2 separate regions of the Homo sapiens genome follow, and region 2 is linked to region 1. Evidence: chromatin loops called from intact Hi-C (ENCODE). Cell type or tissue: PC-3. All regions are shown on one strand. Each heading gives the region's core, and the rest is flanking DNA. Links, peaks and the distances in the headings are about the cores only. Region 1 has its middle 25 kb from the start of PGM2. Region 2 overlaps NWD2 (NACHT and WD repeat domain containing 2).

Evidence for each region. Peaks named below come from ENCODE experiments on the same cell type or tissue, not always from the same donor. Only the 100,000 strongest peaks of a DNase experiment are listed, where the experiment ranks them.
Region 2: it touches region 1 in a loop (7-fold over the local background); 6 of 110 quality-filtered maps call a loop at or near these places.

Annotation. Positions count from the first base shown.
Region 1 is chr4:37,794,015-37,809,911 of GRCh38, reverse strand. No RefSeq gene overlaps it. Among named protein-coding and RNA genes, the nearest start is that of PGM2, 25 kb to the left of the region's middle. In PC-3, for the core only: CTCF peaks have their summits at 6,364 (motif pointing left) and 7,645 (motif pointing right); a DNase peak (open chromatin) is centred at 7,641; H3K4me3 peaks cover 326 bases.
Region 2 is chr4:37,427,009-37,442,905 of GRCh38, reverse strand. It overlaps NWD2 (NACHT and WD repeat domain containing 2), which reads right to left. Exons shown (of 7, transcript NM_001144990.2): 4 at 12,131-12,334; 5 at 8,886-9,030; 6 at 3,516-4,105. Among named protein-coding and RNA genes, the nearest start is that of PGCKA1, 19 kb to the left of the region's middle. RefSeq lists enhancers at 534-1,733, 11,225-11,519. In PC-3, for the core only: CTCF peaks have their summits at 8,032 and 8,232 (motif pointing left); a DNase peak (open chromatin) is centred at 3,745; H3K4me3 peaks cover 463 bases; H3K27ac peaks cover 1,307 bases.

The DNA.
Region 1 (15,897 bases), core at 4,120-12,119:
AAGTATTGGCCAAGCTAATCAAAACTAATATAAATATTAAGCGAATACTAAAAAACCAATTTATGAGTATCTTGAAATATCTCATTTTCTTCTTTTTTTACTGTATTAGTTTTCTATTGCTAGATAACAAATTATCTTAGAGTTTTGCAGCTTAAAACAACAAATATTTTACATTCTTTTTAATCATATTAAGCCTTTGAAATCTTATGAGTATTTTACATTACCATTACTTCTCAATTCAGACTAGCTGCCTTTCAAGTGCTTGATAGCTGCCACGTGGCTAGTAATTATCATTGTGGGCACCACATTTCTACGTGCTGCAGTTACTGTTAAGTTTTAATCATTTGTTTCTGTCTCTAGCTCTGTCTGTATCCGTAGCTATATCTATGTAAACATCAATTTAGTACATTTTTATTACTAATTCTTTAATAAATGTTGGATTCTACATGAAAGTTAATTAAGAGAACTACCAGATTTATACAAACAGCTGGCAACACACAGGCTGCAGGAGCCCACACCTTCATCTCTAGGGTAAATTGTAAGAGTTCATAATTAGTAGAGGGTACTTTGGGCATAGTTCACCTCTCCAAGCCCTGTGTTATTAGTATTCCTGCATTAAAATAGCAGATTCAAAATAAACAGTAATGAAACCACGACTGTAAAGAGAAGAAACAAAATGCAAATTACTTCTTGTCCTTCATTCTGTATGATCACTTCAAGTTTTTATGGGTGTTTAAATGTTAAAACAATGAAACATAGTAGAAACTATGAGGTGTAATATTTTGTTAGGTAAAATGCAAATTTGAGTTGTTATGTGAATCATTTTAGTGTGTTTGAATAAATGCCTTTACAATGGAATCATATTCATCTTTTTTATTGTTAAACTATAAAATCAAGAAAATAAATATGACTAATTATTACATGATATTTATAGAAAATATTTTTGTCATATAAAAGAGCAAAGAGGTAAAAAAATACCTTCTAGGTGCCAGATACATTGGGTTTTCCACTGCCATAAGCCTAACCTCTTTTAAATACTATCCTTCTCTCAATGTTTTTTTTTTATTTTTATTTTTGAGATGGAGCTTCACTCTTTTCACCCAGGCTGGAATGCGATGGTGCGATCTCAGCTCACTGCAACCTCCACGTCCTGCATTCAAGTTATTCTCCTGCTTCAGCCTCCCAAGAAGCTGGGATTACAGGTGCACACCACCACCTCCAGTTAATTTTTGTATTTTTAGTAGAGGCGGGGTTTCGCCATGTTGGCCAGGCTGGTCTCAAACTCCTGATCTCAGGGAATCCACCAGCCTTGGCCTCCCAAAGTGTTGGGATTACAGGCGTGAGCCACTGCACCCTGCCTACCCTTCTCTCAATTAATATGAAAAAGTAGAATTAGAATAGGTTAAAGCGCTGACACACTTAACTGAATCCGGTATTTTCTTTCTTAATACACTGTAATTATTTTGTATTAAATATAAAAGGGGCTTCCTTATTATAGTGTTTGAGTTTTGGGCACTTTTTTCTCTAATGGATGCCTGTTTTCCTTCTTTTCAAAGCCTAGAACAGAACACATAGTAGATACTAAATTAATTGTTGGCATACTTGCTGTATGAAGACTCATCAGTTATCATGAGAGTGGCCTGGAAAATAAGCTCTGGATTAAGCTTTAGGGCTCATTTTAGGTCTCAGGAGCAGGGGATTGCAGGACAAATTCACAAGCACGTGGAAGTTGCACCAGTTACACTCAATTCACTTGGTACCATCCTGGTTTTGTAGGGCCCATGGATGGGCTCAGCCAGATGAAATCCCTCTATATGGAGGAGCTGGGTACCCCAGGGCTTGGCCTTGATCAAATATCGTGAGAGGATATTGTCTAGACAACATCAACATTCCAGGACCCTGTCTACTGACGAGCTTGAACTCAGGAAAGTTATCCAACATTAGCCAACATACAGTCATAATTATTATTAATAGTTTATTGCAGGTACAGAAACAGTGTTGGAAATTTCCACCACAACTCCTAGGTACACAGAAGAGTAGTTTCTTTATTTCTATAGCTGATGTGTTTTTTCTGCATATACCACGAAAACATTGAGAATGCTCATACACTGGTGATGGGAATATATGTGGGTAGAGTCACTTTGGAAAACAAGGGAAATAAAAAATGTTCAGGGCTGGGCATGGTGGCTCACACCTGTAATCTCAGCACTTTGGAAGGCTGAGGTGGGAGCATCATTTGAGCCCAGAAATGTGAGACCAGCCCAGGCAACATGGTGAAACCCTTTGTATTAGTCTGTTCTCAAGCTGTTGATAAAGACATACCCAAGACTAGGTAATTTATAAAGGAAAAGAGGTTTAATGGACTCACAGTTCCACGTGGTTGGGGAAGCCTCACAATCATGGCGGAAGACAAAAGGCACGTCTTACATGGTGGCATGAGTCAAGTGAAAGGGGAAATCACTAATAAAATCATCAGATCTCATGAGACTTATTCACTACCATGAGAAGAGCATGGGGAAAATGCCCCCGTGATTCAATTATCTCCCACTGGGTAACTTCCACAACACATAGGAATTATGGAAGCTACAATTCAAGATGAGATTTGGGTGAGGACACAGCCAAACCACATCGCCCTGTCTCTACAAAAACAAAACAAAACAACCCCCCAAAAAACGAAAAAACAAAAATTAGCTGGGTATGGTGGCATGTCCCTGTGGTCCCAGTTACTCAGGAGGTGGAGGTAGGAGAATCACTTAAGCCCGGGAGGTTGAGGCTGCAGTGAGCAAGATGGCGCCACTGCACTCCAGCATGGGTGACAGAGTGAGACACTGTCTCAAAAGAAAAAAGAAAGAAAGCACGTACTTCATGTTTTGCTATTTCCATCTTAGGTATTTATTTATTTGTTTTTACCTTATAGCTTGCATATTTATTGAACAAATACTACTAAAATAGCTAAAATACACTGGGTACTTGTCATGAGTGCATTAGTAAAGCTCACGTTGTTACAAAAGCCCGCATTTTCCACAGTACACAACTGCAACTCTACATAAATGCCACAGGTGCGGAATACTGTTTTTTTTTCTCTATTTGCACAGCTGATGTACCTATTCTAACAAAGGAAAGAGAGGAGGAATGCACAAGAAACTCAGGCCAATGGGGAAGCAAGAAGAGAACGAAGATGTGCAGTGCATGGGTCATCAGTGTGTTGACGAAGAGTCAAACTTGGCTGAGCGAGGTGATTCACACCTGTAATCCCAGCACTTTGGGAGGCCAAGGCAGGTGGATCATCTGAGGTCAGGAGTTCGAGACCAGCCTGGCCAACATGGTGAAACCTCGTCTCTACTAAAAATACAAAAATTAGCCAGGTGTGGTGGTGCACACCTGTAGTCCCAGCTACTCGGGAGGCTGAGGCAGGAGAATCACTTGAAGGCAGAGGTTGCAGTGAGCCGAGATCACACCATTGCACTCCAGCCTGGGCAACAGAGTAAGACTCTGTCTCAAAAAAAGAAAAGAAAAGAAAAGAGTCAAACTCTAAAATCTTTGAAGAGATTTATTCTGCACATAAGAATAAATCTTCAGGAGATCCTGAGAACATGTGCCCAAGGTGGTTGGAGCGCAGCTTGATTTTACACATTTCAGGAACACATGAGACATCAATCAAACACATTTAACATATACACTGGTCCGGTCCAGAAAGGTGGGAAAACTTGAAACGTGCAGGAAGGCGAGGGCTTCCAGGTTGTAGGTAGATTTAAAAAGTTTCTGATTGGTAATTGGTTGAAAGAGGTTGTGGAGACCAAAGTTTAGTGTGCAGATGAAGCCTACAGGTAGCAGGATTCAGAGAGAATGGATCGTAAATGTTTCTTTTCAGACTTAAGGTCTGTGTTGATGTTAAAGCTGGAGGGATACAATGAGGCCTGTTTATCCTCCACTTCCCATCACGGCCTGAACCAGTCTTTCAGGATAAATTTTAGAGTGCCCTGGCAGGAAGTCCATTCAGATGGTTGGGGGGCGGGTGGGGCTTAGAATTTTATTTTTGGTTTACAGATATTTAACAGTCAGAAGCAGAACAATTCCAAACAAGGCCTGCTCTGTCAAAGGAAGAGCTAAAAGATGGCTATATAAAAATTAGGATGGGGTTTCAGACTGGCTAACACAACATTCCATGAATAGATGGTATTTTATTTTTGTTTATCCCATTTCAGTGGAAGCAAGGACAAAAATGTAAAATCTATGCCTTGCTTATCAAAACTGCCAATAAAAAAGAGTGTTCTACCTTTCAAAAATTATTCTTATTTTGTAAAGACATTTTTTCTTAATTTTTGGAAAAGGCGTAATTTTCATATTCCTACTCAGATGCCAGTGTTTTGGATTTTTTTTTTCAGAGGGAATTTATTTAAAAAGAGTTTGCCTCCCCACCGCCCCACCAAATTCCCTTTGAAACAATAAGGATCCAAAAAGACACCTCAAAATCCCTTTAAAATTATTCTTTCTCTTTCTCTAAACAGGCAGGCGAGGTAATGGAAAAGAAGAAATTTGGTAAGTAAATTACAGTTTTGTGATTGCTCTTGCTACTGTCACCGCACGTCTATGAGTGTCAGTCACGCTACTGTGACTGTATGTCTTTAAGTGCCAGCTGGTGAGACACTAGTCTCTCACACACTACGGCAGCATTCACTCAACCTACACCATTGAGGAAGAAAACTGCACTGAAGACACAAGGAAAACAAATCAATCCAGTCTAGAGAACAACATTCAGGGAAACAGAGTACCAACACCTTCTTAGAAGATGGAAAGAAAAAATTAAAAATTAAAAATTCCCTCCATCTCCTTGTTTGAAAATGGTTCTTGACTGACCCAGACAGAGAGTTCTGGGTAATAAACCATTTTGAGAATCCTAGTGTTTGGTTTCTATTCTCCCTCTCTTCAGTCCAGGGAGACCAATAGACAAAAGACCCCCTCCCTGTTCACTCACTCTCCCCTCTACACCTGAAACACAAATGTCCATCTTAGGGCATTTTTAACCTACAGCAGGGATCTGCAAACATTTTCTGTAAAAGCTGAGATAGTGTTATAAAAGTTTTGGGCTTCCGGAGATCTGTGCCATAGACAACATGTAAGTGACTAGGTGTGTTTGTGTTCAATGGAACTTCATTTGTGGATACTGAAATTTAGATTTCATATAATTTTCACATGTCACAAAACACTCTTCTCTTCCTTTTTCTTTTTTTACACCCGTTTAAAATGTAAAAGTTACTCTTAGCTGTGGGCCATACCAAAACAGGCAGTGGGCTGGGTTCGTCCTGTGGGAGTCATGCTTTGCCCATCTCTGTCTTAAAGGAACTGTTGTGTATATGTGCTGCCAGGCTCATGCATAACAGTTCACAGCAGTGTTACCTGTAACAGCAACAAAACAAAAAGTCTACCATGGAAGCATAGGTAATAAGTAAAAATTTCTGATATAGTCATAGAATGGAACACTGCACAGTGCCAAAAATGCATGTACCAGTATCAGTGTGATACATGTATCAGTATGATTGGATCTGAATCACTTAATATTGATCAAAAAAGGAAGTCACAGAAGAATTCATACAGCCTGATACAGTTATAGTAAGGTTAAAGAAGGCAAAATTAAACAATATATGGCTAATAAAACTATAAAGAGGCCAGAGGCGGCCTGTAATCCCAGCACTTTGGGAAGCCTGTAATCCCTGCACCTGTAATCCCCGCACTTTGGGAGGCTCAGGCAGGCAGATAGATTTAGGTCAGGAGTTTGAGACCAGCCTGGCCAACATGGCGAAACCCTGTTTCTACTAAAAATACAAAAATTAGCCAGGCGAGGTGGCTCACACCTGTAATCCCAGCTACTCTGGAGGCTAAAGCACGAAAATTGCTTGAACCCAGGAGGCAGAGGCTGCAGTGAGCTGAGATCACACCAGTGAACTCCAGCTATCTCAAAACAAACAAACAAACAAACAAACAAACAAACAAACCCCAGAGCTATAAAGAAAGGCAAGGGAATTGTAAAGACAAAATTCAGAAAAGTGATTCCCTTAAGGATGAGAGACGAAGGTACACTGGGAGAAGCATATGGGAACCTCCAAGTTACTGGAATGTTTCTATTTCCTAAATTTAATCCTGGGCATACAGGAGTCATTTTTCTTCTCATGCTTGAAGCTGTATTATTTATATAAATAATATACGCTTATATATGTATATTTGACTAAAAATTTAACTTAATTTGGAACAGCGTTGCTACTGAAAATGAAGTTGATATAGTGCTTTTATCCCACAGGTTTGTTTACATATTAGGGGTTTAGCAAATAGATTTTGGTGTTAAAGGAAAGGGTGCCCTCTTCAGGCAATATGTCTCATATTGCTAAAGATTTTGACTAGAAAAATGTGGACTTAAAAAATACTAAAAACTCATAGAATCACACCACGAAGAGGCATTTTGTTTGGTGTTCTGTGTCTATTCTTACTCAGTACAAAGTATTTTATTTTTAGAAAACTCCAGGTAAGGATTTTTAAATTTCCATTTCATAATGTGACTTAGTTTAGTTTTTTTTAAATCTCTATTTCCTTTTTATCTTAATATCTATTTCTTTTCAACATATGGGATACCTTAGGCTCCTTTCTTGGAAGATTTAAGGTACAACTACAGAAATGCTTGTCATGGGATACCTCTTTTGGCCTGTATTAACAGCAGTGATGGGAAAGCATTCCAGAATTCGATTTCTTTTCAAAAAGGAAAAACCTACTAAGATCTAAGATTTAATGGGGACTACCATGTTTAGCCTGAATATTTAACACATGCTTTCATTTAATGTGTATATTACACAATATTCTATGAAAATAATGTAAGCAAAAATTACAATTTAGTCAATAATTGCTAAAAAAGAAAAGTTGAAGTTATAGCATTAGTAGTTTGGAATTAATAAATATATATTTTTTGACCAGGCATTACAATCTACTTAAATAAAACGTATTCCTTGTTAACTAAGAGGGCACTTGTTTATTATTACTATTATTTTTTAACCTTAAGTCAAACATAATATTTATTCACCCATATCATCTTATAGTACCATTGTATTTCAAATAATCTGTTAAATCAGTTTTTTTGTATTACATGTTAGTTTAAAATAATTGTTAAATAGTTTAGTTAATCTATTATTTTCATTTTTTTATGACCATTTTAAACTTAATTCACATAAAGAATTTTATTGGCCCTAAAATTATGCTTTGGAAACATATTTTTAATAAAATCAAAATGGGTTCTACTTCTTTTTGAAATTTGTACTCTTCCTATTTTTATTACTTATGGAAGAATGAAAAGTGGACAGTGGAAATTAGAATCCTAGGATATTAAAACTGAAAGAGACTTTAGAGATCATCTTGTCTGTTGCCCTTTTTTGACAGCTGAGTTAATCGAGTTCTAAAGTGGTCACTTGATTTGTCCCAGGTCACACAATTTTAGTAATTGGGATGGCTCTTTTAATCAGTTTCAAACGAAGTTAGTAGATGATTGGTTTTTGTTTTAATGGAGTAGGTTCTTCAGTGGGAGCTTGGTTGGCATGCCTTGCTTTTTATCACCAGGTAGCTGGGAGGCAGTGTGGTGCAGTGGAAAAATGCTTCCTTCTGAGTCAGGGAAACAGAGCTGGGACCTGCTTCCTGCCACTTGGTGGCAGCCCTTGGGCAAATTACTAGGGACAGGAATGGGAATAATAATACATATCCTAACGAGTCAGCATGGGCCTTCAAAGAGATGCACAGTGCTTGGCCTACAGTACATCTTCGGTTACTGGTAGCTGCCATTATTATTAGCTGTATATTTTTATTAGTAGTGCTATATTTTATTATTAGCTGTGTATTTCTATACATTATTAGTATATATTAGCAGCATTTTTTTTGCTTATTTTTTATCTGAAATCCATGTCCCTAATTTCTAGTTACTTGCCTTAATTCTCCATTATTTTCCCACATCTCTTGCAGAGTGACTTGTACTGTATTTAATTCCTTGGTGCCTCAGTTTCCTCATTTGTAATAGAAGAGAGGAGTTGAACAAAATAATTTTTAAATCCCTTTAGGCCTAACTTTCCATGTGCTGACCAGTGGGATTTTTGGAGCCAAAAATCCCTGCTTCTCAAAGGAAAGCTTTCAGGCCTATATTAGTTGCCTCCAGTGATTAATTCCTTTGACTGCACAATGAAAAATATTGGATCAAAAAATCATTGTCAGGAGTTTTAAAAAGTGCTGGTAGTGGGGGTGGGGGATAAATCACTGTTTGATAAATATTGTCAAGCAAACAGATAACAGCATGGAGAAAAATTAAATTTGATCCATATTTCATATGGTATTTTGAAGTGAATTTCAGATAGGTCAAACAGTTAAATATTTCATGGCAACTGTTAATGAAAAAAAATCTTTTGAAAACATCATACCAAATGTAATTCAGCTGTGGAGGAGAAATAAGTATTTTAAACTTTTTTCTTTCTTTTTTTTTTTCAGACGGGGTCTCGCTCTGGTGCCCAGACTGGAGTTCCATAGCACTATCATGGATCACTGCAGCCTCGGCCTCCCAGACTCAAGTGATCCTCCCACCTCAGCTTCCCTAGTAGCTGGGACTACAGGTGGGCACCACCATACTCAGCTAATTTTTGTATTTTTTGTAGAGAGAGTTCTTTCTATGTTGCCCAGGCTTGTCTCAAATGCCTAGACTCAAGCCATCCTCCTGCTTTAGCCTTCCAAAGTGCTGGGATTATAGGTGTGAGCCACTGTGCCCAGCCTATTTGAAGTTTTAAGAAGTACAGGCTATGACCAGAGATGCAATGCATATGATCAAATATGTCAAGTCAAACTAAAATTTCCATACACGTGCTGTATTAAAATAAATATTGAAAGAAGTAAACAAGGTAGAGGAAATACACTAAACATCTGATAAAAACCTCATTATTCAAACATAATGAGCACATGCATGTAAGAATTACAGGTAGAATACATTTAGTAGATGATTACAGGTGATCCAAAACAACAGATAGTATATTATCTCATAGAAAAAGAGTCTATGAGCCAATAGAATAAAAGGAATATAAAACAGGAAACAAAATTAATAGCAATAATAATGTCCAGTGTAGCCAGGGCTACACCATCACCATCGGAAAAGAAAATATGCTTTTCCACTGCAGAAGGGTTACGTCTTTCTGGAGAATAAATTCGCATTATGCAGCTGGCTCTCTAAAAATTCTTTATGCCCTTTAACCCAATAATTCTATTTTGGAAATATATCCTAAAGGAATTAACTAAAAAGAAATGACACCAGTTATAGCTGCTCCATTTATAGGACAAAATAAAAAAAACAGAAAGGGAGAGTTTATTCCAACAAAAAGATGAAACGTGTGTCATACGTTCATGCACACACACACACACACACACACACACACAGTACACACATATTAACATACTCTCTAAGCAGAAAAAGTGTATGTGGTCTATGTAAATACTTGGTAGTTTTTTAGGGAAAATAACCTTAAGGTGAAAAAGAGAAGCACAAGATACTAGTTACATAATGAGTGTAGCTGCAACGATTTCATACAGTGATTGTTTATTCAGTCAAGTTTGTATCTCATGGTCTCTAGTTTGCCTGTGAATCAGAGACAAGCTATTTGTTGTTATGTTGTTTGCTGCAAGTTCTTGGGAATGAGGAGGGCAAGAGATGATGGAAGTGAGGCTTGAGAAGAATGTCTAAGAATTGAAGTGGCTCTTTGGGGGAATGGGATGAGGAGCTAAGGATTCCTGGAAGGATTGTGCCTGAGGTTATAGAGCCTGAACTTCTCAGTTGGTTCCAATCTGAAGAATGTGATTTTTTTTCCCCAGCAATGATCCAAAGTCAGGATGTGGGAACAAAGAAGGGGACACAGTCAAAAAACAAAGGCTGAAGTTTGCAGACAGGTGAAAAGAACGACAAAGGAGGGAGTGAGTTGAAGTATTGGTAGATGTGTCAGGCATTGGTTGAAGCAATAGAAATGACCCATTAATGTAAGCAGATAATGAATAGCTCATAGATCAAAGGGAAGTTTGAAGAATGAGACTTAAAAAACAGGTAGGAACCAAGAGGGATCAGACAGCCATGATTGGCATGAGCAGCCAGAACACCCTGCTGGAATGACTGTTGGAGCTGCCCAGGGGCCCCACTGGATCTGCCTTGTGTGGATGCTGGTGCTGTGAATACTTTCTAAACTCTCCAGTTGTTTCTGGTGGTCAAGAGTTGAGACCTCAGGTGGGAGCATCTAATTGGCTAAGCCTTGGTCATCTGTTCAATCTCTTCTTCCAGGAAGAAGAAGGAAGTATCTGTCCCCTTCAGCTCCCATACTAGTTGTGAATCTCCACCTCCCAACAGAATCTCATTACAGAAATTCTCCATAATTAGAAAAGGTATAATGAGGTGTGTCTGTTTCATCATGGCTGGGAAACCAGTTTCTCTGGAGTTTCCTTGGCCAAGAGGGGTACATTCAGTTGGTTGGGGTACTTAGAATTTTGTTTTTAATTTACAAGCCAAAATGAGGCTCTAAAGGAAGACTTGGGGCAATGAGGAAGAGAGTCCCTCTTTCTCTCTCTCCCTCCCTCTTTGGTAGTTGGGTCTCCTTTGTGGCTTCACCCCCTGCCCAATAGCCCGTCCCTCCTTCTGGGCATCTCCCACTAGAAAAGCCCCAGCTTTGGGACTCTGATGACACCACTTCATCCTAGTGACCTTCAATTCCTGGGGATGGTGCTGGCCTCCTGTATCTCTAATCTCTGGGTAGTCTTGCAGTTCCCTATTTGGCTTCTCAGTCCTTGTATAAATTCCTTTTATTAAATTTTCATTGTTTGAAAGACCTAGAGTGTTATCTGTTCTCCTGACTGACATGATATTGACAGCAAAAACTAAATATTGTGGAATCCACTTGATCTTCATCTCATTCTCTGGTCATCAGGTTGAGACAGAGCCTCCTGTCACCTGAGAACAATTGGGGAGTTATAATTGGAAGCAGTGTGAGTCTTGCTGTCTATCAAATCCTTTCTCTTTCCTTTTAGACACTCAGCTAGACTTGATTTCCCAATCATACAATGGATTCCTGTCTAATGGAATAAGGGTAGAATTTATGTCTGGAATTTCCACCCCTGAATCATAAAAATCTTCTTTCTCTCTCTCTTCTTTCTGCTGGCTGGACTTTAGCACTCAGGACAACATGGGAGGTACATGTTGAAGAGGTCAGAGCCTCTGTCTACCTGGGTCTTGAACTGTTGAGCTAGAGTGGACTCTTCCCACATGAACCACTACCAACTGGACTTGATATGAGTGAGAGATAAATGTTATGGTAAATCGCTGACATTTGGGGGTTTATCTGTTAATGCATCCTATGTTACCTTAGCTAACACATGATATGAGAATTTTTTTTTATTAGGGAGCATAGTGGTTAATAATGGAGATAGATGGGATTACAATCCCAGCTCTGCCACTTACTAGCTTTATGACTTTGAGCAAGTCACTAAATTCTCTCTAAGCCTCAGTTTCTTCTGCTATAAAATGGGAATAATACTATTATTCTGTGGTGGCATTGTAAGAAATTAGTAGACACACTTCTATACATAATATCTATATGCATAATTCCATACATAATTATCATATTAATACTATAGGTTTAGTTGAGAACTCAGTAACTGTTAGACATTTTTGTTACTACTCAACTAGGAGGTAGATTAGGTCTACTTTCACTGTATGCTATTTTAAGTAGGTAGTGTCTCATAACTGTAAGGTGCGTTAGTGTAAGTTAAGCAAAGTACTATTTTTAGATAAATGGAACATCATTATATAGTCAATCACATGGCCATTGAACTTTCTTCCTGGGGTTGTCATCAGATTTTTCCACTGCCATTGCTGGAAGATAACGTGATTGATTTCATGTTCTTAGAGAAACTTCAGCATGCAATTGAAAGGGTGAATAGGGACAGGACTTTATAGACCACAGCCTCACCTGACCCCCCCCCCCCCAGTTAGGACTGATTAATCCTTTCTTGCCCTCATTGTACACTTGACACTATAGGATATTTGCTTATTGCCCAGCTAACCTTGTTATGTCATCATACAGGAAATAAATGAAAGAAAGCTTAATGGAGGGGCCATGTAGAGGTCAAGGAGAACCAAGAGTGATAAAGCACTTCCAGGCTACACTGTGGGGGGCCACTGTCAGCCCTGGGCCTGGAAAAGCCAGGAACAGAAGAGCTGGTTGTAGTTCTGGAAGCAGGCTGCTTCTCAGCAGTTGTGGCTTTAGGGAAGTGCAGCCATTGTTAAGCCTTAGCAGGCATGAAGGAAGCCAGGGCAATGCTTCACTTTCCTCTTCTGCCGCCCTTCCTCTCCTGCTACCCTTCCTCTCCTCTTGTGCTTCCTAGTGGCTGAGCCCAACTGAAGCTGGAAGGCAAGGGAGCCCTGTTGATACTTTCCAGAAAAGTCAGCTTCCAGGAGCCACTGGGCAAGGTGGCGAAGGGCAGAGAATAGATCTAGAGGGGCAAAGAACATCCCACACCCAGCTCCTAAGGAACTGTGAGATTCTTACAAACAGAGTTCCTTTCTTAATGCTTTTTGTATCTTCAGCGTGCAGCAAAGAACACATAATGGATGTTAGTTGAATAAACGAATGAATGAACAAATAAATGGGGAGAACAAAAATGCTTGCACTTAAATTTTTTAAAAAATGTATAATGTCCACATATCCTTCATTTGCCCTGGAGACAGTGAAACTTCCTACTGGAAATGAGAGCTCTCACGGACTCCAGGTAGTCAGTGCTTTATGAGCCCATTGCATCCCAGGCCTCATCCATCCTTCATCACGCATTAGCAGTTGCTCTTCTCGGCTGGGGTCATTCCTTGCCAGGAGCTACCATGTCTTCCAGTGTAGATCAGCCTTTCCAGGCTATAGTGTTGTTTCTGAAGCTCTTCAAAAAGTCAAAGGGCCTCCACTGATGCCCGCTTGCCTGCCGCCCCTTATCCTAGACCTCCTTGACCTTTTCCTTGATAGCTGTTGAATTGCACTAAAACTTGCATTCCCACATTCAGGCTGATATTCCTTGTTTCTTTACTGCTGGTCCAGCACTATCCATTACTCCAGTTTTGTCAGCCAATGGATGAAAACTGTTTGCTAATAATGGCAGAAAAAGAGGGCACATAGAAATGCAATAGCTATTTCAGAACATCTCAACTCAGGGCAGGGCAGTAGCTCTCACTGGTCACACTGGGAGTACACTATGGAGTCTCTGACACTTCCCTCCTTACACAGGGTACTGTTCCGTATGATGTGTTCTTCTCCTTTTTGGCTTAGTAAAACATTTTAGAGATAAATAATGTATAATAAATAGATACCATCCCAGAGCTGTAGAAATAGGATACGTATTTACCGGCAAGAGGAAAACTTTTTTGGAAAGTTATAAAAACTCAAAGCAAATGCATAGTAGACATAGTTTTATTATGAAACGTCACTTTTTAAAAGATATAATGTTTCACATATTTTAAATCGATTTATTTGGAGACAAGTCTTTTGTCGTAGGATCAAGTATGCGTCTAAGAGGAAAATAGACGGTAGGTATATGGAAAGTGTGTTTTCTGTGGCTTTTCTGGTTGGCTTACTTGCTCTGTTTGCTCTAAAGACTATTAGGAGGAAAGTGATAACTAAGAAAACAGAAAGTTTGTTCAAAATGGTGTGGAGGAAAAAGGAAGGAAAGAAAATTTTTATCTGAAGAATGAGAGCCCCTTTAAATTATCAGGCCCCAAAAGGCACTGAATGAAACAGCAGTCACATCACTCCCCCTTGAACTAAATAATTATCTCTTGAAGCCACTTGCCATGTGGGCTCTAGACTAACTGATGCCAAGTAGCCATCAAATGCCATATGCCAGACACTATAACACTATATCCTGCAGTCCCACAGTGCATGGCCAATCATTAAGCAATGTTATTCTCTGAAAACCAGTGAGAATTCCTGTCAAAGAACTTTACATCAGACCATTCCTTGTTCCCTTTGCCTTTAGAAACCTGCTTACAACAAAAGCTAACAGAGCACTCCCCAGTGCAACTGGGAAGAGCGTCTCAACAGCTGTCTTCCCTTTGGCTCAAGTAAATTCTTTAAATTATATTTTGTGCCTCAGCCTCCTCCTTTTAGGTCAACAAGGACATCAACTAATACCTCCAGGTGTGTGCAGCTTTAGTATTCACATAAATAAGATTTTTTAAAGCCTTAATTTTTAGCAACCGTCACTAATCATTAAGCCCATTCACATTTTCTAAATCGAGTGTGTTACTGAAGGTCACAGATCAAGTTTCTTTTTGGTCATGAGTTAGTCATGTGAAATGTATCCAAGCTTACTTACAATTTTTATTGTAGGAAAGATTTTGTCATGGAAATGAGATGCTTTTCCTTCAATTCATGGTGGCCAAATTAGGACTCTGAGGACATAAAGTCATATGCTCATGTCATCTCAAATATATAAACTTATTATCTACATTTTACTCATGAATTCAATAGTCAATGGATGCCTTTTTGTTTGAGTCCTATACCTGGTGCTTCAGGATGTCATGAAAAGTGAGACATTGTCCCTGCCCAAAAGGAGCTTCTCTAGTTGGAGAGAAAATACATGTTTAATAGCTGTATGAACCAAAATGTGAGCGCCATCACCGACATGTATTTGACCAAGTACCACTTCCACTAAGTGGAAGAGAGCAGATACACAGAATTCTGAAGGGAGAGAGCTGATTGAAGACAAATTCAATAAAAACTTCCTTTTAAGAAGCAACAGAGCTCCAAAAAGGGAAGCATAGATGAGACTGGTTGAATTGGAAATAACAAGGATCAGTGGAGGAAATGATGAGTATAGGTACCCAGAGAACATGATTTCTCTGTGAAGCATAGAAGTGGTAAGCATGTAAGCCTGGAGGAAAGAGGTTAATTGCAGCAACACAATGATGGCCATCTAACTGTTATGGTCCCAACAATCATGTGCATGGATTAACACGTCTGTAGTCTTTCCTAGGTGAAATGCTAAGATTGGGATAGAGAAAAAAAAACAAAACTGGATAAATCATTTTACTTTAGAAAGGATGTTAAGGGATTATTTTGCTTTCAGACTAAAATAATGTGATATAAAAGAAGGTAGGTAAGAGAATATAGACAGATGATATCAAACATCTAGTTACTGTCATTGGGTTATAAAAATATGTTACTTTACAATGAAAGTAATTACAGGCACTGTTGAAGCCACCTTTGCAAAATTATGAAAGTAAGAGAAATCTGACATAGCTGACTCTAATCTTGCTTCTAGCTTCATAGGTTGACTGTATTTGCTCCTGGGAGTGGGCCAAGCTAACTTAGAGAGAAATTTAGTTTATAGTTTAAATGATAATAGCCTTTCTCCAAAACTAAGCTGTTCTTGTAAAACTAATGAAAGACCACCAAGTTAGGAGGATAAGAGGGGTTTGAATTAGAAATAATTACAAGGCATTATTCCGGAGGTCATAAGATTTGAAACTTCCCCAATTACTCTTGCAAATATAAATAACATCACTATTGTAGAAGCTAAGATTGCCTTTTGGAGATGTCCAGATGGCTCCACCTGGACCTGCCAACAAGTCCTGTCTCACCCCACCCCGGCTCCAGGAACTGACTCAGCACAGTAAGACAGCTTCAATTCCCTATGATTTCATCTCCTATCCAACCAATCAGCATGCCCCCTACCCTACTCCCCTGCCCATCAAACTGCATTTTAAAAACCCCTAATCTCCTATATGGCATGGCCAGCTCTGCCAATTAAACTCTTTCTTTACTGCAATGCTATGGTCTCAGTGAGTCAATTTTGTGTGAGCAGTGGGTGGTT
Region 2 (15,897 bases), core at 3,258-11,257, 370 kb after region 1:
ACACAGTAGGTCCTTTGTAAGTGTTTAATGAATGGATAAGTAATGATTTACATATTATATTAAGTTAAATATATGCATTAATTGAGAGCATATAATGTCATATATGGCTGACCAAATTTCCAATTAATTAGAAAGCAATAAAAATATTCAGTACTGAAATTACTTTGAATATAATCTTTTATGATTTAGAGATAATTTTATGGTGTTATAGGGTCATAATTTTGATTATTATTTATCTGTTATAAAATCCACAGAATGGTGGTTAAAAGAGCTTTGTTAAACGTTGTGCTTTGTAACAGATAGTTGATTTTATATACATGTAGCCATCAGTCCTCACATTATCTCTCTGAAGGGTAGATGAGATTACAGTGTCATTTAATAGGAGAGGAAACTGAGGCCCAAGCTGGATAAATGACTGCTCAGAGTTAAATGGTCACCAAGAGACAAAGCTGGAGTAGAAGTCATACCTGACTTTTCATTCTTTCATTTCTTAAATACTCTGTGGTGTTAAAGGATAAAATATGTGAGGAGCCCACTAAGTTTAGTCTTTCTGTTTTGAAAGGTCAATATAAGAAGAAATATGCCCAAGGCATAAAATACTCCAATGAGTATTTTTAGGAAAATAAAGTCTTTCAGTTATCCTTGGAATTTACCAAGGATATGCCTGAGATAAGGAAGAGTGATTTTACACATTAGGAGGTAAGTTTGTGAACTTTGCTTCCTCAGGAGAGATAGTTCAGGTTAAGGCATGAATAAAATTAGAAAGATTTATGGAGGTCAGTTTTATAAGGAGCTGTTAAGGAAAATAAACATTTCGTTGCTGTTGTTTAGCCTCAACCTTTGAAGCTGATTTCAAGGAAGATAATCTTGTCATTCAACAACTATCCTTTGGTGGTAAATCTGAAAACACCGGTTTGTTTCTACATTGATTGCTTATGATAACTACAGGCATCCTCCTCCGTCCTCCCAGTCACATGTTGCTGAACATGTGATGTCTGTAGAGAGCAGCCCTACCATCACGAGCTCATGGTCATGGAAATGCTGGGTGACACATGAGATAAAAATGAGATATCTATCTGCATCCTCAAAGGGACATGAGGTCACAGGACGGTACAGGTTGTTGTTGACGGTGAGTCAGACATTCCCCAGGAGAAAGGTAAGTGAAGCGCAGGCAGAGGACCTAAAAAGAGGCACAGTTTCTTGGAGGACCCGACTCCTGGATAGTCAATAGACAGACTCAGGCTATTGGACAAAATATCTAGAAGAGCAAGAGCTCAGAAAGCTGTTCCTTAAACTGACCAACTCTGAACAGTTACCACACTCTGCCTCACTGGGACTGCTTATCTGTGCAGGGAATCAGCACATCCCACATAAGTCTTGACCTCTTGTGCTAGAGCATGTGGAGGTGCATCACATGAACCTTTGACTTAGTCAAATTGAACGATATTTGTTTCCTCCAGCGGCCTGTATGCTCCTTTCCTCCACAAGGAAAAGGGCCCTAGGGTGATTACAAAATGGCATATGTGAATGTTTACTCATTTGGTTTCAGTTCTCAGGTGCCCCTCATGGTGTTACTATCTTGCTTACTTGGAATAATTCTAAAGTTTGAAGATACACATACAAATTCCTGTTCAAAGGCACATAAACATATGCATACACAATTTATGCAATGCAATGTGGACCCTAAATACAAGCCTGCTACTTCATCTGGTGCTTAATTAAAGAAAAAGCTATATCTTCTAACATAAGCAGAAAACCCAGCTGGGCTTGATAGATTAAGAAAAAGCAAATTAGACTTCCTATGGACTTTTCAAAGGTAAATGGAATATACCTGATTTCACCTATGGGCTTACTTTGGAACCTAATCCTCACATACAGTGTAATGCAACTGTCTCTGTTCTTGTCTTCAAGAGGACCAATTTGAGATTATGTAGCACATGACAGGTTATGAGAATATTCGTGAACTTAAAGAAAGTCCTGTTCTTAAGAGAGTCACCATGGGAAGAATAACACAGAGCTTCAGAATTAACACCATAATAAAATAAACCACCACACTTTGACACTAAGGGAAGAGGAGGTTAAAAATAATGGAACTAGTTTCATCCTGTTTAGGCTGAAGAGCCAACTCAGCAGATACCACATTCCAAAGTGAGGTTCCAGACCATCATGCAGGACTTGAAAGGGAGGTTCTGAAAACCAGTTTTGCTACTGTTAACAGATTACCCGCTGCTAGTCTGAAAAAGAAGACTGGAGAGGCAGGGAAAAATGGTGGGGATCAGGGTGCTGCGGGTTGTTTCTCTCACCTCCCCCTCCCTAGAAGGAGGTCAGAGAGATGCCTGTCCTTGACTTCCAGCCAAGAGGAAGGGACTTTAGTGGACCACCTATAGAATGCCCCCTACAGCTTGGGGATACAGGCATCTGGTACCTAGTGACATCTGGAAACCATGAAGGCTGAGTGACTGAGGCTGCCTAGCTGCTGTGATGGAGAAGTGAGACAGAGCTACAGGGCTGGGACTGGCCCAGAGGTCTAGAGTTCCTCAGGGCAAAACAATACCTGAGTGTTTCCCATGTGCTACATGTGGACGGCAGGCTACAGTGAGCTGACAAGGGTTTCTGTTTGCTTTTCGCAGGTCCTGTCTAAGGAGTGTGCTGGGATGTAGACAGGATCTTAGCAGAAAGGTACTGGAAGCACATTGCTGGATGTCTAGGAGCTGAGGAAGTAACCAGCTAGAAAAAAGATGCATTCCCCTGTGTCTAGGCAACTGTAGGTAAGAGATGCTCAGGGAAGATAGGGCAGAGGTACGGGAGGGGAAGGACCTCCAGGAAGCCATGAAAAGGCCTCCAAAGAGATGGGAGGCAGCTTTAAACATGTGCTAAGAACAGAGAGTTCACAGTCCAGTTCAGAACAGCACTGGTTACGTAATAACTTTCTGGCCACCTTACCTTTCCCATATCCCCTAAACTGTGACTTTATAGGAATCATAAATGTCATTGGGATTAGGAAAGGAGAGAAAGAAGTGCCACGTGGAAAAAGAAAGAAGATCCCCATTTCCCACTGTAGGTGCCTTGTTTATGAGAGGCCCCAGATGGGGAAGAAAGGTGTAGACTGATATTTTCATTTTTACCTTAGCCTGGACATACTCATTACTGAACGGAGACTGATTTAGCAGACTGGAGTGACCAGAGGGCTTGTCCTTGTCTGAAAGGAATGAGAACAGTTATTGAGATTGGCCTGGGTTTTCATCCAAATGGGGTGAGGGATGGGAACTAGCCCACAACATGAGTCTGAACAGTGAAAGAAAAAAATAAACTTGCTTTCCAGTTGTACCCCATGAGTTTTGCTCTCTCAATATAACTGTTATACCAGCAAAAAAGAAGCACTGCAGTATTCACTCCTAAAAGACCAACTATAATTCACATAGTAAACTCAGAAAGTAGAAATGAATTTGATTAATTTACCATTTTCCAAAAGTACAAGTTTTTACAAATATACACGGGAAAGAATAGGCTTTTACCTTCTTTGCTACTTCAGCTAGCAGAAGGGTCTTCCCAGTGCATGGCCCACCATATATAATAAGAGGGTTGATGTGTCCAGCTTTGCTTGGAAGAATGTAGTTATGCACTATGTTTAGAGATTCACATTTGTACTCATAGAAGGAGGCGTATGTTTTACATAATGATGAATGTTGAAGGATTTCATCATAGAGTGTATCAGTTTCAGTGTCAAAATTCTGTTGTATCGTTGCCTGAATTATATCAATCATGTCCTCATAAAATTGTTTACCAAGTCCTTCGATGTAATGATTTTCTATTTCTTGGGAGTAGCCTAGTTTCATGTCACAATGAGTAACAGATGTGTACACTCTCAGATTAGATGATGCAACAATAGTAGGAATAAATTCATCCCTGAGTTTTATCAGCTTCTCTTGGGCTTCTGGGTCCCGAATAATCCTCGGTTCTGTTCCAGTTATATCCATGTATTTTCCCATCTCTGGGATTTTCACAAAGCGCTCAATGTTAGCAATTTTCCTAATGTAGCAAACACACTTCTTTAGAAATGCTGGAGTTTGTTTTCCCAGAGCAAAGTCAAACTCATCCTCTATAGCTGAAAGAAAATATAAGAAGGAGTTTATTGCTTAGAACAAAGGAGCAACACACCCACATTCTCAATAGTCAACACTTAGTCATTAGTGGTAAATTATTTTGCTTATGGTTTGTAGCGAAGTAATCTTTAGAATAATTTCTTGATTTCCTATTTGTCTTTTCCTAATCAGCCAGCAACCCGGGAGAACAGGTTTTACATAAAATTATCTAATTTTCTCCCCAAGTTTAGGAAGAGGTTGGACATAAGCATAATAAAGAAAGCATATCAAAGTTATAGTGGATATTTCTAATATCTACTATTTCTAATTGCTGCTCAGTTTTCCTCTCAGACTTCAGAGGTTCTAAGAGGGAACAGCAGGGACCCATCTGGGCCAGGAAAGAAAGAGGAGGAGGCTGAAGGATGTAACTAGTTAACCGTTTCTTGTCAGTCTTTCCTTAACAAAGTGACCTCACCATTTTGTTTGAGGTATATTGAGTCCTAGTCAGATATGATCAAATATCAATATAAAAGCAAATTTTTTTTTCTTTTTTTTTTTTTGTTTAGACGGAGTCTCGCTCTGTCGCCCAGGCTGGAGTGCAGTGGCGCAATCTCGGCTCACTGCAAGCTCCGCCTCCTGGGTTCACACCATTCTCCTGCCTCAGCCTCCCAAGTAGCTGGGACTACAGGCACCCGCCACCATGCCCGGCTAATTTTTTGTATTTTTAGTAGAGATGGGGTTTCACCGTGTTAGCCAGGATGGTCTCTTTCTCCTGACCTTGTGATCCACCTGCCTCAGCCTCCCAAAGTGCTGGGATTACAGGTGTGAGCCACCACGCCCAGCCCAAAAGCACATTTTAAGGCAAAATATAATTATATTCTGATGACTGATCAATCTGGGTGATCTATGTCACTGTTATAATATCCATCAGAACAAGTACAGAAAAAGTGACTTAGTATATAACTTCATTTCTTCTAACATATACCGTATTATGGCTTACAATACATATGCTTGCACACAAGTACATATATATTATAAATAATTTGTGTCCCCATAAGAAAATTTTAAACTGGGTCAGTAGTAATGAAAACATCATTGTGCAGGGAAAAATTAAAAATATGTAAAATAAGCTAATGGAAATGAATGACAAAGCAAGTATTCTTAAAATTGGCTGCTCTTCCTTTCTTCCTCCTTCACCATCCCTTTCCTTCATGTAATTGCTCTTCATTGAACACCTTTTATATTCCAGGCACGATGACAGCCGCTTAGGATACAATGGTGAGAGAAAACAGAACATTGAGAAAAATAATCCATTATGGAGCCCTATAAACTGAATGTTTGTGTCTCCCAGAAATTTATATGTTGAAACCTGATTAGGTTTCAGTGTGATAGTGTTAGGAGGTGGGGCGTTTGGGTAATTAGTTCATGAGGGCAGAGCCTTTATGAATGAAAGTCGTGTTCATATAAAAGAGATCTCAGAGAGTTCCCTTGCCCTCCTGCCCTGTGAGGACACAGCAAGAAGACAGCCATCTGTGAGCGGGAAGTTGGCCCTCATCAGCCACAGAATCTGCAGGTGCTTTGATCTCAGATTGTGAATTTCTGTCAGGGAGGCTCTGAATACACAGGGCTGGTCTGGCCATAAATTGAAAAAAATTACATGCTGGTCATAACTCCAATGTCAAGCAAAATCTAGAATATATATACATATATTCTGTAATGTAACTATTAAGAAGGGTGAGAATTTTATTTAAAAATGGTTCCTTTCGGTGGAACTCTTGTGATAATATTTTTTCAGTAATGAGAGCCTTTCAATGGAAATTTTCAACCTAAATGAAAAAGATATTTTCATAGCTACCAGTGCCTAGTAAGCTGTGTCATGAGCATCAGTACATTTTACAAATGGTTTTAATTGAGCAAGCTGGTTAAGGAAGCCAGTTAAAGGAGCTTATAAACATATGTCTACTATTCTTTTTAAGGAAGAGTAAGAACTTGTTATAATGTAGATAAGGGAAGATGCCAGAAATCTGGACATCATGAGCTACTACAGAAAGCAGCCTTGGACCCATCTCTTTTCTAGTCATCTGTGTAAAATGCTAGCAGGTTGGATTAACAGCTTGCTACATTCTGAGAGCATCATGAAGAGAAAGGAAGCGGTCAAACTGTAGTATCTATATATAATGCATTATAATCAGAGATATGCTCTGCCACCTTTGACTCCCAGAAAGCAATTCAACTATAACTTGACATTGTTATCACATTTATGAAAAGGATGTATCAAGCAGAAGTGTTGATCACAAATGGAGCAAAAAAAGAAATACAGATAAACTAATTTGGCAGAGCCCATCTAAGCTTGGCTCAGGGGGGATAAATGCTGTACACAGAATGCCTGGTATGGTATAGACTTAAATATACCTAAATAAATGAGAGCTATGATACAAAGGCAACTCTACAGAGTTATTTTTAGAGGCGAAGTGCATGCTTATGATTTTATGGGAATTTTATTCACAGTTTCTGATGCCTATCTATAAATATTATAAATTTTAGAATTTTAGGGCATTATTAGAATATTATATTTATTTTCTGTTTTTGCATGTTCCTTAATGTCCTGAAATTTAACCAGTGAGAGCATCCACTGAAGGTAATGGTGGAAATAGGTTTCCAGTCCTGGTAACTATTATCCATGAGAAATTAATTTCTTTACGATTCCCAAGGCCACTGAGTTTTGATGTTCTCAGAAGGGCACCATTTTAGAGTCTAATTTATTTCTCGTCCTCTCCTGTTGTTTAAAAAGGTGAAACTAGAAGTGTGAAAAATTACATTCAAACATAAACAATACACCTTTAACAGGTTCTATCCAGTATTCTTATTTCAAGATTTCTAAAAATATAATATATACTATATCCATTTGAAAGAGTTGGCACGTCAGCAATTTTGATTGTGCAGACATGATCTTAAAAGGAGTTTGAACGTAAAATAAGTAAAATTGTCATGAGCATGTATATCTTCAGGAGATATAACCCCAAGCAGAAAACACTCCACTTGTAGTGGCTCACATGAAATTTCTCATCTTCACATGGCTATCTATGTGGACACAGTTCTTCACTGTGTGGGGAAAGCTAGGACAAGTGTTTGCCAGGGAAATAACCAAACACTGGAGCTGTGCGATTGTAAATAAGAGGATGACTTCCCCAGACTGGTGTTTTTTACATAAATAATAGGAAAGCTTCACTCCAGGTACTTTTTTCTAAGACAGCTCTTGAAGGAACAGGGTTGTTCTGTCTTTGATAAAGGTGAAGAGCCTGAGCCTCAAAGGTGGATCTAAAGGTTCCAAAGGAACAAGGATATACCCTGATCTATATATTTAAATACAGTACTTATTCCTGACGATTGTGGTATTTTCAGGAAGACTTTAAATAAGACCTAATTTTTAAAAACAGCTTCCTTCTGGAATTTGTCAAAATGGTTTGTAACTTCTCTGAGCTTCACCCACATGGATCCAGTGAGAATGATTACCAAGTGCCTTTTAGGTTTTCACGAATGCTTTGCCGCACCATTTCAAAACCAATCTGAAAACGCAGCTATTATAGTTTTTCCCTTTATAAATTTTTACTATCAACTTTCAAAATAAATGCTACACATCTGACTACTTTTACTAGTTGTGTTTGTTCCCTGGAAACTATGACTGACATATTCCTTCAGTTCTGTAATTTCCTGAGCAACTTCTAATGATAAAGCTTCCTTTCCATGGCTGAGAAAGGCCAACAGGTGAGCCTCTGTACGCAGAATGCTTGGTATGGTATAGACTGAAGTATACCTGAATAACTGGGTGGGTTTTTATTTTAATGTTAAATTTGAGCCTACCAAATAGCTGGAGAGGTTTTTATTTTAATGCTAAATTAGATCCTACCAAATCCCTTGTGCCACACCCTCTGATGGCTTCCCATCTCGCCCAGAATAAAACACAAGCTTCCTATTATGGCCTGTGCCCAACTTCTATCCTCATCTCTCCCTCTCTGTAAAAGTTAAAAAAAAAAAAGAAAAAAAAAAAGTAAAGCTATCTTTTATTTTTCCTGCTCCTGGAATTAGCTAAGCACGTTCCTGTCTCAGAGATCTTAAATCTGTTGCTCCCTCTGCTGGGAATTCTCTACCTTAGATGCATATGGCACTGTCAGTTCTGATTTTCTTCCGTAATTCAGGTCCAAAGTCCTCTCCTTTTTGCCCACCTCATCTAAATCTGGATCCCCACATCCTTTATCAGTCACTATTATCCTATGACTGTGCTTTATTTTACTCATAATACTTATCAATCACTTTTGATACGATCTTGTTCATTTATTTGATTACTTGGCTATCATTTATGAATATATATTTTATGAATATTTTTCCTCCCTCTAAAAAAATAAGTTGCAGGAGGCCTGAGACCTTGTGTTTTTACTCAGTGTTGTCTCCCCAGTGCTTGGCACGTAGGAACTCAATAGATCCATTAATATTTGCTGGATAAGCGGGTAAGTGATGAATGAACAGCTCAACTGAGAAATCATGGCAGAATATGGTCAATTATATCCGGGGCCACCTCTGGCTTCTTTTAAAATCACATTTTCTAGAGAAGCCTTAGAGTTAAGGGAAGGCTTTTCTATAATTAAAACAAAAGAACATTTGCTTCTCCAGAACATGGGAACATTTAGAAAAATTAAATTTCACCAGGCAGTAAATGAGATTAAATTTGCAGGGCATTAAAGGGAAGCAGTAGATGTACCTATTAATGATATATTTCTTATTTTACTGAAGGTATGGGAAAATTACCTGAGAACAGGTACCTCTTAGCCTGGCTGTGTTTCATTTTACCCTTTTCGTGTAACAGCTTTACAGCAGCCTTAAATATCTTCTTGATCTCATCTGATATCTCTTGCCATGTCTTCTCGTTTTCAGCATTGGTAGAAGGCTGCATCTATAGAAATGTAAAAGGGAGAAATTAGTCTTACAATCATCAAAGAAAAATAATATTTAAGAACAAGAAAATTTCTATTATTTGAAGGCCTACTATGTGCCAATACTATGATAGGTGCTTTACAGACAGTGTCTAATTTAATCTCAATAACCCTGAAAGTTAGAAATTATTTCTGTGTTGCATGTGAACTTGACCAAGTTACACAAGGGTGTGATCCAAATACGGTGTGTTTGTCAGACTTTCTTATATACCATGCTTTTCCCTTTTGAGTTTTGATACAAATGCCATAAGAAAATAATCTCTGGTGTCCTCCAAAGCGGAGAGAAAGTTAAAGGGGAGGTGCTCTTATGTTATATCTAGTTGTCTTTATTTGTTTTAACTTCATTTGTTTTGATGGTCCACTGGGAGATAAAATGGGAGGACTGCCTACCAATAAAGTAACATTTATATAGTCTTGATAATCTTATTCACACATTCATTTATTCAATAATAATTTATGCAGAAATATCATGTGGGGTTTTAGGAATAATCTCAATTTCCCTAGTGGATCATAAAGATAAATGAAGAAACAATTAAAGCAAATTAAATAGTAACATATGAGAAAATCCCCCAGATCATGGTAGAAACTGGTTTCTTGGGGTATCAGGTTCTTTGCTATCTATATTTACTCCTGGCATCTTTAACTGGGAAATGGTTTGGGTTTACCCCAATATTCTCACCCAGAGAAGCAATATTGTTATAGATAATTACTTTGAATAATATATGTGAGGGAGAAGAAGAAAAATCAAGGATTCTGATATGATTTCCCATTGCACAGAGAAAATGTGTTATGTTGGATACCAGAATGACAAATACACAGATCCCGAAGTGGAGAACTGCGGATAACCCACAGCTGTGCTCTTGGAACTGCCTGGGTGCTGACTGAATCAAGGACATTCTCTTTGGCAGAGGGTTGGATATCCATGCCTTCTTTGCAATCTCCCTAAATATTCTACTCAATGAACAGGTCCACCTTTCCCCTCTTCCTTTTTCATTTGCTTTTAAAGGACCTATCATAAACTTGGGAGCCAAGTTGGAAAGTAGATAATAACGTTTCCATGATGCTCAAGCATGAATCAGTCTCATTCCATCACTCTCTATAAGATGCATGAATATAAATGAACTGTTTAAGATGTTAAAGAAAAAATATTAAGTTAAAATTTAAAAAGAGACTATAAATAATAGCTAGGTAGATTTTACAAAGGACTTCCTCCCACAGAAAACAAATGCACACATGAACCTTTCACAAAATAAAAACTATAACTGTCAAACTTGAAAACTCAATGTATAGACAGAATGAACACAGCTGAAGAAAAAAATTGGTGAACTGGAAAAATAATCTGAAGCTATCTTCTGGAAAGCAGCACAGAGATAAGAGAATTGATCATGTGAAACTGATCATGATTATGATGATGATATGATTATGATCAGTTTCACGTGATCAATTTTCTTGATTTTTTTTTTTTTTTTTTCTTCTTCACCCTCACATGTATTATTCAACGTAATTATCTGTATGAATATTGTTTCTCTGGGTGGGAATATTGGGGTAAACCTAACTGATCATGTGGAATGATCTATTTTCATTGATTATGTGAAAGAGAATTAGAAGCTGTAGAGGACAGATTGAGATGGCTGAAGGCAAATGTAATTAAGGAGCACAAGGAAAGAACAGAGGGAACAGAAGAGAGGCATTGTTTGATGAGAAGATGACTGAGAATTTTCTAGAATTAAGAGACTATATGAATTCACAGATACAGTAAGCATGACATATACCAATCAGAACAAATAGACACATTATAGAAAACTGGGCAAAACAATAATTTTTCAGAGAAGCAAAGGGAGCTTCATTAATGGAACTTTAACCAATTAATATTAAGAATTAATAATAAATTATTTCATTAAATTATTGTTTAATAATACCAATATTAATAAGTAAAAATCAGTATCACTAGTAAACCTTCATTGATGGAACTTATAAAAGGTATACTTCAGGAGGAAGGAAAATTAGCCTAGAAGGAAAGTCAGAGATGCTAAATGGAAAGGTGAGTGACAATTTATAGTTTCTTAGCTTTGGATTTAGTTTTTTTCATTAAATTTTAAAGGTGCACAATGTGATGTTTTGATCTATGTATATACTGTGAAATGGTGACCACAATCAAGCTAACTAACAAATCCACTACCTCACATAATTTCCTTTGTTTTGGTGGGTGGTAAGAACACTTGAGATCTGCTCTCTCAGCCAATTTCAGGTTTATAATTAACTATAGACACCATGAAAGTTTGTGACCTTTGACCAACATCTCTCTATTTCCTCTAAATCCCAGACCTTTGTAAATACACTTCTACTCTCTGTTACCATGAACTCAACGTTTTTAGATTCCATATGTAAGTGAGATCATATGGTATTTGTCTTTCTGGGCCTGGCTTAATTCACTTAGCATAATGTCCTCCAGGTTCATCCATGTTGCTGTAAATGGTAGGATTGCTTTCTTTTAAAAAGACTGAATAATATCACAGTATGTGTGTATATAAATGTTCCTTAATTTCCTTCTACATTTTCTTTATCTTTTCATTTGCTGACAGACACTTAGACTGTTTCCATATCTTGGCTATTGTGAACAATTCTGCAATGAACCTGGGAGTGTGGATATCTCTTCAAGACAGTGATTTTATTGCCTTTGGATATATACCCAGAAGTGGGTAGTTCTATTTTTAATTTTTTGAGGAACTGCTATACTGTTTCCCAGAGAGGCTGCCCGAATGTACAGTCCCACCAACAGTGTAACAGGGTTCCTTTTTCTTCGCATCCTCTCCAACTCCTATTATCTTTTGACTTTTTGATGGCCATCCTAACAGGTGTAAAGTGATATGGCATTGTGGTTTCATTTGTGTTTGCCTAAGGATCAGTGTGGATTTAGTTGTTAAAAGGAAAACCTGGGGCCTAGGGCAGAGTAACTTTCTGTCTACTCTGCCTTTTCTGTGCAGCACCACCCCGGATGACATAAATGGTAACAAATGTAGTAATGGACAGATCCATAGGCTTGAGGGAAAGGCAGCTTACTGCATTTCTATTGCTTCTCAGCATTTCTGACTTGGGTCTGAGGTAATAGGCTGCTGGCACCGAGTTCTCATCTCGACAGTACCACTCCTCCAGCAACTTGGTCTCCAGCTTTGCCTCTATGGCGGCATCCAAAATCATTTCAAACTCTGAGGCTTCAACTTCTCCAGGGATTCGGATATTCCCATATTTTTCACCTAATAGTCCCTGTGTATCAACAAGAAAGTTCAATTTAGTGTATCACCAAGAAAGTTCATTTTAGTATTCACATCACATGGTCACTGAATAAATATTAATCAATAGATAACAAGATACATTGCTCCATCAGTTTTCTCTTTTGGTCACAGTGGATAGTTGATTTCCTAAGTAAAATTAGATCAACTATATTACAACAAATTATTCATAGGCTGAGAAATGAGACTGCATATCACATCAGATGAATTCAAAATAGTTTTTGCAGCCAATTTACTTTCTCAAAGTTTACATAATACAACAAAAGCTGATCTACTCTGAGATTTGTTTGTTCATATCAAAGAAAAATGATGTGCTAGACCTTAAAAATGTCAAACATGTAAAGCCTCAAACCAAAGAACTGCTCTGTCAAGAACTGATAGCATAATTCTAAGCTTCAGATTCACACTGCTACAATAAAAAGAAGTATGACATCACTGAATGTGATACTACTAGTAACCCCACTGGCAACTGAAAAAAAAATTCAAAATTAAACAAGAGAGCATTTTCTCTCTATTAAATTGGCAAAAGAAACCTCTCACAGAAAAACAATGAACAAATATGTACTCAGCCTTTATGTCAAGGTGTGAGAAAATAACCATAGAGTGCTGATGGGCATGTAAAGTGATCTAGCATTTGAAGCCTAATCAGGCAATATGTATTCAGAGCCCTAAAAATCTATATAACTTTTTACTTGGCATTTTTTTCTTCTGGGAATTTGTCTTTAGAAAATAATTAAGGATGCAAATCAGGACTTACAAGAATATTTATGCTGAATTAGTTTCTTTGAAAGAATTGTGTAATAACCTAAATGTTCATTCAAAGGATGTACTAAATTGTATCATACAACTATATTGACTTAGAAAGATGTTTACAAGTATATGTTAAGTGAAAAGGGTAAGTTATAAAATGGTATACATAAGATGATTCCAGGCTGAGTGCGATGGCTCTTGCCTGTAATCCCAGCACTTTGGGAGGCTGAGGCGGGTGGATCACTTGAGGCCAGGAGCTCAAGACCAGCCTGTCCAACATGATGAAACCCCGTCTCTACTGAAAAGTATAAAAATTAGCCAGGCATGGTGGCATGTGACTGTAATCTCAGGTACTTGGGAGGCTGAGGGACAAGAATTGCTTGAACCCAGAAGAGGGAGGTTTCAGTGAGCCAAGATTGCGCCACTGCACTCCAGCCTGGTCAACAGAATGAGACTCTGTCTCAAAAAAATAAAAGATGATTCCAGTGATTTTGATATTTATATATATAGAGAAAAGAGAGAATATTACGTACATATGTTAGAGAGAATAGCACGCATATATGTATACACAAACATACCTAAGAAACATTTTATAAAAATACAAAGCAAGGTTATTAAGGGCTATCTTTGGGTGGTTTTAAATTTACATAGGTCATTTAATAAGTTTATTATTTTTTATTAAAAACCTTTTTTTGGTATACATATATATTATTTTGTAGTGAGAAAACCAGCAGGTATTTAAACATTTTAAATTTAGTGGTGTAGGCCGGGCCTGGTGGCTCACACTTGTGATCCCAGCACTTTGGGAGGCCAAGGCGAGCAGATCACCTCAGGTCAGGAGTTTGAGATCAGCCTGGCCAACATGGTTAAACCCTGTCTCTACTAAAAATACAAAAACTAGCCAGGCATGGTGGTGTGTGCCTGTAATCCCAGGTACTGGGGAGGCTGAGGCAGGAGAATCGCTTTAACCTGGAAGGCAGAAGTTGCAGTGAGCCAAGATCGTGCCATTGCACTCCAGCCTGGGCAACATAGTGAGACTCCATCTTAAAAAAAAATTAGTGGTACTGCCTATTTGCTTTGTGGAGCAACACTTTCAAGGTTGCTGAGAGTGTCTGCTTACGCCAGTAGTTCTCACAGTGTGGACCTGGAACCAGCAGCATCTGCAACACCTGGGAACATGTAAATTCTCAAGCCTCATCCCAGAGCTACTAAAAACTAAACTCTGGTTACAGAGCTGAGCAATTTATGTTTTAGCAAGTCCTCCAGGTGGCTGAACTTCTGGTTTAAGCTAATAAAACTATTAGCTTATATAGCACTTGGTATTTCAATTAATCTTCATCTTATCTAGCAGAAATAAGGAGGGAACACAAAGGACCTCTTACATAACCCTACAGTAACCAAAGCAATTTGTCTGCTTTATTGTATCCATGAGACACTTTCTGTTCAATCTGGGGGCATTTTTCTTCTTTCCTCTTGTTGATTAGCATTTTAGCATAAACATCAAGCTGTGTTTATCCACTGGAAGGTGAATTTCAGGTCTGGTTTCCCTAGGGGGCATTTCTGACTACTTCTATTGCCTATCCAGTATTCACAGTGTTCTTTTCATCTGATACAGGCAGCTGAAAGATTAAGAGAAGTCCTTGGTAGATCTGTGTCCACGTAAATTCATGACCTAAATTCTACAACACAATGGTAAGCTCTCTGAGGGAGAGGCCAGAGCTGTTTATTCCTAGCTCATAGAAATGATTAAAACACATTTGTTGACTAAATGAATGAACCAAGACAGAGAAAGAAATCATTAAAGTTTGTTCTGCTCTTCTCTGAAGCTTCTTTCTGTAGTCAAATAAAATAGTTCAGCTCTCAATAGGTAGAGTAACAATTTGGGAAGGTACCAGTTTTGTGAGCAATACTCAATTCAGCTATATTCCTTAAGCAGGTACTGTATAAACATATCCCTGGTTGGACCATGTCCTCTCTCTCTCCTTAGCACATAAGCCATCTCATATAACTGGTTTACTGAAGGTGACTGTGGGTAACTGAATTCACTGCCTCAAAGCTCAAGCCTCCTCAGTACTGGCCTCAATGACCAGAAAGGAAGTAGATCTAACCTAGCTGTTCTTTTTGGCTGCAAAAGTCCCTTTAGAAGGGGCTAGAATGGAGGGATGCCACATTATTGGTATCTATTATTTCAGCATGGTATATGAGGCTTCTACAGAGGGTGTGCTAATCCCAACCCACTGTATTAGCCTGAAGCCCAATTAAGAGCACTTCTATTTTAATCTACATTGGGCCAATCTTGATAACAGGTTTATGTAACACAAATGATGTATCTCAAGTTGTTTCCCAACTTCTAATGGTTCCCTCTTCCAAAATCTCTTTTGCTAAGCAAATAGGCATGACCTTTTATTTTATCACACACACAGAGGAACATTATCTCTTTTAGGGTAACCAACCTGGTGATTATCCCATTATCTTGCCTAATTCTGGACACTCAGCACTCTTTGTCAGGGTTGTGTGCCACTAAGAATGAGGTTTTAATGCTCGGATGTGCCATCGAACAGACCCACATGGGCAAAATAGGGAATAAGAGAATGTCTAAGCAGTAGGCATTGGTAGAATTCAAGAAAGTATACAGATGGAGTTTGGTCATTGGTGGAGGACCAGGTAGACAGGCAGCACATTAAATATGGGATTTAGTAATTGACAACACTCCATCTAGTAGCCAATTAGGTCTTGGAATATCATGGACTAGCTACTACAATCCAAGGCAAGACCAGCTGGGTTTTG